Regions from separate parts of the Mus musculus genome. Here region 1 is linked to region 2. A link is a contact called in ENCODE Hi-C or POLR2A ChIA-PET data. All regions are on one chromosome and are shown on one strand. Each heading gives the region's core, a stretch centred on a gene start or an enhancer-like site at or near the end of the contact. The rest is flanking DNA. Distances are from core to core; before and after follow the strand shown.

Region 1 (3,409 bases), core at 622-3,121, 81 kb before region 2:
ACTGGCAAAGCCTCACAGGAGACAGCTTTATCAGGGTCCTTTCAGCAAAATCTTGATGGCATATGCAATAGTGTCTGCATTTGGTGGCTGAATAGGAGATGGCCTGGTGACACAGTCACTCCTGTAATCCCAGGTACTTGGGAAGCTGAGGCAGGAGAATCAAAAACTCAAGGTCAGACTGGACTGCAGAATGAGTTCTAGGACAAGGTAAGCAACTTGTGTCAAAACAGCCAAGAAAGCCCCTCTGGAATCTAGTTCAGTGTTAGTCCCTGCCTAGCATACGAGACACCCTATGTTAATTTTCATACCCACCTCCTTATACCCAACAATGTGAGAGGAAACCAGAATCCAAAGAGAATATAAATGATAAGATTTTCTGTGCTTCCAGGATGGGACATCAAGTCTTCCAGGACCACCCTCCCTCCCTCCCTTCCCCTAACACAAGACCTGACCAGGCACACAGCTGTTTTCCATGAGGAAGCTTATGGGATAGCTTGGCTTTACCCAAAGACATTACCCCTCTGTGAGGGCCAGAGGCGGGAGGTAAAGGCACGAGGGGGTCCAAAACCAGATCCCCAGACTATCAAGTCACCCCAGTTTCTTATTGCCAAACCACACCAAGAAAACCAGAGTTAGACTCAAACAGGCTTTTATTATTCACGTACTCGGTAGAAAACGGGGGTTTAGTAAACAGGGTGGAACTGTATAGGAAGACGCTGGGTTGGTCCGATACTATTTACACGTGGTGGCAGCGCTGTTCGTCACATCAGGCACAGCACGTGCACTTGTCCGCGGCGCCTTTGCAGACACAGCCCTGGGCACATTTGGAGCAGCCCACGGGACAGCAGGAGCAGCAGCCTAGAAAGGAGGAGGAAGAGGTCAGCCTGGCTGAAGACCTCTGCTTCCTGTCCCCAACAGAGAAGACCTCGGTTTTTTTAAATAGTTCTCTGTATAGTTCTGTCCCCGAGACAATACAATGGCCTCCGGGAAGCAAAGGACATTTCTCAGAGCCAGTTTTGTAGGAGTTCCCCGCCCCTAGCCTTAGCCGCCACCCAAGGTGTCCCAACTCACTCTTCTTGCAGGAGGTGCACTTGCAGTTCTTGCAGGCGCAGGAGCTGGTGCAAGTGCAGGAGCCGCCTGGGGAGGAGAAAGAAGACAGCATGAGGGAGGCAGCATTACAGCAGTGGCCAACACCACGAGTCCCGGCTCAGTTCACTAAGTCCTCCTCGGAGCTGCAGGGAGCCTAGCCCCACTTTTCTCCTCACAGGTTAAGTCAGGGATTATGTCTTTGAGTCCCAAGACATAAAGGTCCTTCACCTCTTTCTTAATTCAAGCAATTCACAGTAAGTTTAGTAATGCCTGGGACTCAACCCAGATGTCCCCACTAACTGGGTGATCAGGAACCGGACATTTGCGCGTCTAAATCCTAGCCCCAACCCCGCCAAAGGACCCGTTCGACAATACTCGTAACTAATGAAGGCTTTTGCAAGAGCGGATTCTAGAAAGAACCGGAATGAATCGCCAACTAAAGGTGCCTATTCCCGCCAAGCCTCTACAACTCGGGGATTCCGCTCTGCGGTCCCAACTTGGTATTCTAAAGACCAAGGATCGGGAGTCTTACCGGTGGAGCAGGAGCAGTTGGGGTCCATTCCGAGATCTGGTGAAGCTGGAGCTACGGAGTAAGTGAGGAGAAGGTACTCAGGACGTTGAAGTCGTGGTGACGCTTAGAGGACAGCCTGCCCTCTTTATAGTCGTTGGACGAGTCCGGGCGCAAAGGGTTTGCACCCAGCAGGCGGTTGCTCCAGCCCACGCATAGTCACGCGCCCCGCGTCCTTGGCAGAGCCGAGCGCACTTTTCGGGCGGAGTGCAGAGCTCCCTGGAGCGCCAGTGTGCACAGCGGGACCGCCCCTTTGGCACGACTGGCTCGGATAGGACGACCCATGTGACGTGTGGAACATCATGTCCCTATAGTGCTTTCCCCGATATTACGGCCTATCGCTGCTCTGGAGTTTACGAGAACTCACCCCGGAAAGCCAGCTATCTCCGTAAACCCATTCGCAGCGTGGTAACCTCAGCTTCTCCTTTCCTGGAGTTCCTGAGCAGCGACCAGCTCCGCCCAGGTCTCTCTCTGGATCGAAGCTAGGAGAAGAGGAGACAGTTTTATAAAGACTAGCCTTGATTATTTTAGCCAACAGAACTCATCTCAACATTATTCTCTACTCCTGAGGGGGCTCATCTAAGAATGTCCAGGGCTGAGGGGTCACTCACCTTAACCCATCTGCTCTACTCCAGGCTGGTTTTAAAAACCAAGGTACCCTCCCTCCAGAGAGATCATTTTAGGTGGGGACTGCATTAGATAAAAAAAATAAAGTCAGCTATTTCTTTCTTTCTTTTTTTTTTAATGCTTCTGATTTTGAGTAACATTAGAGTCTGCTGTCAGGCAGGCCTTGTGTCCTGGGCAAGAGAACAGCTACACTGTTGGCTCATGCATACCATCACTTCTGAGCTATACGACTTTGGGCAGGTTTTTGCTTAACTGTGGTAGAACCACCACCAGCAATATGTCTATTATGCCAGAACCAGGAGTTAAACCAATTTCTCATTTAATACCTATAGAGAGATGCAAATTCTATTTACACACAAGGACAGAGGATTCAGAGGTTCAGTGACTTGCCCAGGCCATATATCCAGTCAGTAGTACAACGGCTGTGAACCAGCACTGCCTGGCACTAACGCTCCTGTATTTGTCCCACGTTCTCTTGCTGTGATTCTGTACAAAGTTCATCTGTAGGCAGAGAAGGCACCAGGTGCTGGGCTATGACACTCCCCCCCCCCACACACACACTTCCCCCTCCTCTTCCCCCTCTCCCTCTTCCTCCTCTTCTTCCTCCTCTTCTCCGTTCTTCTCCCCTTCTTTCTCCTCTCTTCTTCCTTTTTCTCCTCCTCCCCCCTCCTCCTCTTCCTCCTCCTTCATGGTGGTTTAGATACAAGTGTCTTTCTATTATCAACCCACTGGTTTGGTAGTATAATATTACCCAGGGCGTTTCTCCTTCCTCCGGATATTTCCTCTTGGAGGAGACAACACAGCAATACCCTCTGCGTGGGAAGATCCAAAAAAAAACCTTCATTTGGAACTGAGTCTTTATCTATACAGTTAAATTCTTGCCTTAGGGTAGCTCTTTAATCTCAGCTCTTAGAAGTCAGAGGCAGATGATCTCTGCAAAATTCAAGGCCAGCCAGGGCCACACAAATGAGATCCTATTTCAAAAGTTAATAAGGAAGTGATTAAAGATTAAAAAAAAAAAAAAAAAACAAGCCGGGTGTTGGTGGCGCACGCCTTTGATCCCAGCACTCAGGAGGCAGAGGCAGGCGGATTTCTGAGTTCGAGGCCAGCCTGGTCAACAAAGTG
Region 2 (3,820 bases), core at 792-3,291:
CATGTTTGTATCTAAAAGAATATATCCCTGAAGTTCACAAGCAGTTCCCCACTCTCAAACATTTCTGGCTTAAAACAAGATCGTTCCCACACATATCTGTAGCCAGAAGTCTGAAATGACGGTATTAATAGGAGACTGTTTCCTCTGAACATTCTAGGGAAGAATTCTGAGCTTCGGGAGCCTTCAGGCACTCTTCAGTTTAGAGTAGCATCTTCAATTGGTGCCTATGGCTGTTTCTGTCTTCTCTCCCTCTTAAAAGGATACATATCATTAGAATTAGGGGCCACTCTAATCCAGGATGACCTCATTTCAAGCTCTTTAACTTACATCTGTAAAGACTGCTCTCCAAATAAGGTTACCTGTTGCCACCAGCAGTGAGGTGTGTGCCAGAGATACAGCTCCACTCTGCCACCTGCAGCAGCCCAAGCACTGGGCACTCCTTTCTGAGACCTCCATCCAAGTGACAACAGGATTCTTGGTTTCACTGCAGCAAAGAATTCCAGGACCAGACAGTTTGAAGCAGTTGAAGTTTCCTGAGATTTTGGTCACCAAGATGGCTCAGCAGGTTAAAAACAACATGGCTGATGACATGAGTTTGGTCCCTAGAACACATGGTATTGTTTTACACACACACACACACACACACACACACACACACCATATACCATACATAATTAATGTAATGTAATATGCTATACTATAATATAAGCATAACGGGGAGGGGCTGGGAAGGAGTTTAAAAGAGAGGATAGGTGCTAAGGGATAGAATAATACATAGCCAAAAGCTTGGATGTGGGTTTCAAGAGGGAACGACTCACTTAGTATCTTATCAGCTACATAGACTGCTTAGTAGCTCTAGTTATATCTCAATGGGCTGTTAGGAATTCCACCCCACTCCCATCTTCTTTCTCTCTTTTGTTTTACTTTGAAAATTAGCTTACAAAGTAGCAGGTCTTTTATGACATTTTCATGCATACTATGGCTGGCTGATCCTTCTCACCTGCTAGTTCCTTTCTTCTACTCCCCCCCCCCCCCCCCCCCCCCCCCCCCCCCCCGCACATTTACTCTTCTTTCTTTCCCTTCTTTTTGATGAATACGTTTATAAGGTGACTTCACCGGTGCTTTGAGTAGAGTTTGCAATTTGCTAAGATGAACCGACTTGTCACAAGGATGTAAAGAGTTAAGTCACATCATTTATTTAAGTAGGGTTTCTTGTGAGGTCCCTAGCAAATTACAGATTTACAGCTGGCAAAGGAGAAAGGCCATGTCCGTTTAGTACTTAAGCAGGATTCAGTGCTTTTTCAACATTCTTAGTTGAAAGTCTTTTCATATAAAGGGCATGTTGTCTCTAGCTGAGCAACTTTGTACAAATGCTAATTGTCCTGAAAATCTTGACTCAGCTGGTGGAGCGCCTTAACTGGACTTGGGAGAGAAGTACTCTTTCCCTTCCCATGTCCCTCAACTTTGCATCGTTCTCTACTGCTTTATATTTACCACCTAAACTATTTAAATAAACTATACTCTTTACTTTTATCTTGAGGGGATTATTATTTTCGGGTTACTATTGACGTTTGCCTGGGCATAACAGCTAAAGCAAGGGATACACTAAGCACTTTAACGTTAGTTTTGTTTTGTTTTTTTAATCGTGCGTGTGCATGTCCTTGGAGCTGGTTTTCTGCTTCCAACTCGGGTCATCAGGGTTGGTATCAAGTGTCTTCACCCACTTAACTATCCGCCCCGTAAAGCCTTAGTTCTTGAACGAATGAAAGGGTGACATAGTGTGTGGCGTGTACGGGGTGCAGCTTGGCTGACACGCTACAGAGAATCCTGGGGAGGTACTGGCTTAGACACCGCCATCCCAGACGCCAAGGTAAGGCTTCATCTAACACTAATTTACAGCCGCAGTCCGAGGACAGACAAAGAACGCAGGCCAACCAGGCACGACGCCACTGCGCAGTCGCAGGAGCTAGTTGGGACTTGCGTAGCTCTGCCGCTGGGAGGGTCCGCGCAGGCGTAGAGAGAGTTGGCGACACCGATCGCGCTCTAGTCTGCGCTTCCGGCGCCGGGCCTGTGGCGTTCCGCAGTCCTGCGTGTATTTACCTCCTACTCCTCATCCGCTGCTAGGCAACCGGCCGGCCAAGCTGCTTGCCTTGCGCCTGCGTCGGGCATCTGTCTTCCGCCCCTAGCTGGCGCCATCATGCTGCTGCCTGTGTTCACTCTGAAACTGCGCCACAAAATCAGCCCCCGCATGGTGGCCATAGGGCGCTACGACGGGACTCACCCGTGCTTGGCTGCCGCCACCCAAGCGGGCAAGGTAACCGCTCCCACCCGGACTCCTGCCTCCTCCAGATCCCGCCCCTCACGCTGCCCCGCCCCCTGCCCGCATTGCCTGGCAACCGGTCGCCGCTGTCCTTGGCTCCAGTCCCATCAAAGTGGGATTTCAAAGAACAGCTTTGTAGCAGTGACGTTTTTTATCACCAGGTTCTCAGTGTTGAACAGTATTGAGGACAGATCAGGAACCTAGGGAAAAGAAGTCTCAAGAAAAAGGAGCGCTTGTCCAGGAGTAGCAGCGATTGCTGACTCCAGATTCATGCCCAGGGCCTCTGCTTGCCTCCAGGATTCTCTTCCATATTTGCCTCTTTACAGTGGAGGAAGCGGGTGGGGTGGGGACAACAACCCAATGTTAAATTCAGATTGTAGTTTTGGTCCTTGATCACGTACATTCAGATCTTATCCCCATAACCTAAGTGTTCATTAAATGGTTATTATGAGCCACATACTGAGAAAGGGGTGTCAGGGTCACAGATAAAAAAAAAATTCAGATTTAGACCCAGTTTGCAAACAAAAGAAATTGTGAAAGTGAGATTGAATTCTTGTTGTTAGACTCAGCAGGTATGCCAGGTACACAATTGCATTTGTGTAAGGAGTTTTCAAGACACTGCCATGTGTGTTGTATGTTACCTTATATGCTACTTCTAGGGTTCCGTAGCAGGAACATAAGGATTCGTTTAAATGGGTTATGATTTCATAAACTGGTATGGTGAAGTAAAATGCTGAACATTCGTCTTGGTATGTGATGCTACTAGTTAAGAGGCGCTACCAGTCCTGAGGTAGTGCTACACATTTGTTATTTTATCTGTTCAAGAGATTGGGATCATAAGTTCAAAGCTAGCCTGGGCAACATAGGAAGACCCTGTCTCAAAATTAAAATTTTAGAAGAAGGGAGTTCTTTGTCCAATTGTCACTTGGATAAAGGCATGCACTGCTAAGTTTGATGACCTGAGTTCTGTCCTAGGGACACACAACATGGAGAGAGATCTGACTCTTGTAAGTTGTTGTCATCTGACCTTCACATGTGCTATAGAGCCTGGACACACACACATACCCACACACACACACACACACACACACACACACACGAATATTCAAATAGTAATATTAAAAAGGCTGATGATGTAACTCAGTGGTAGAACGATTGCCTAACATACTCAACAGCCTGGGTTCAGCCTCCTGAGCTGCCCTTATCCCAGGCACTGACAAACATCCAAAAGAAGTTCGCATCCACATATGCATATGTGCATATACATGTTCGTAGAATGGAGTACTGCAATATAAGAGGCAACGATATCCCACTGGTGTTACCTTAACCCCTAATTTGAGGTACAATCATGTGCTGGACACTTTTCCTAACTCTGCAGATACTGCGATAAATGAAATTTCACCTCTAGAGCTTACATTTGAGAGAGTAAGCAGAGTGTATATGTATATGATATATCATGTCAGAATATGTAATAGGATATGAACTGTATATGGTATAGAC

What was found. Hi-C counts contacts between places; a loop is a spot of excess contacts on that map. ChIA-PET counts read pairs that join two places held with the same protein, here RNA polymerase II (POLR2A).
Region 1: a loop to region 2 is called in a map of regulatory T cell, with 2.1 times the contacts of the local background. The contact joins the promoter of Mt1 here to the promoter of Bbs2 in region 2. A Hi-C loop is called at or near these places in 5 of 37 maps with a recorded cell type or tissue (left cerebral cortex, mouse trophoblast stem cell and regulatory T cell). POLR2A ChIA-PET finds 5 or more read pairs at or near these places in 4 of 5 experiments (Patski and embryonic stem cell).

Annotation. Positions count from the first base shown.
Region 1 is chr8:94,177,551-94,180,959 of GRCm38, reverse strand. It overlaps Mt1 (metallothionein 1), which reads right to left and starts at 1,871. Exons shown (of 3, transcript NM_013602.3): 1 at 1,622-1,871; 2 at 1,072-1,137; 3 at 633-858. The coding sequence starts at 1,649. The coding sequence ends at 767.
Region 2 is chr8:94,096,730-94,100,549 of GRCm38, reverse strand. It overlaps Bbs2 (Bardet-Biedl syndrome 2 (human)), which reads left to right and starts at 2,041. Exons shown (of 17, transcript NM_026116.3): 1 at 2,041-2,314. The coding sequence starts at 2,198. Gm39226 (a long non-coding RNA gene) reads right to left here and starts at 1,008. Exons shown (of 2, transcript XR_879106.1): 1 at 360-1,008; 2 at 1-251.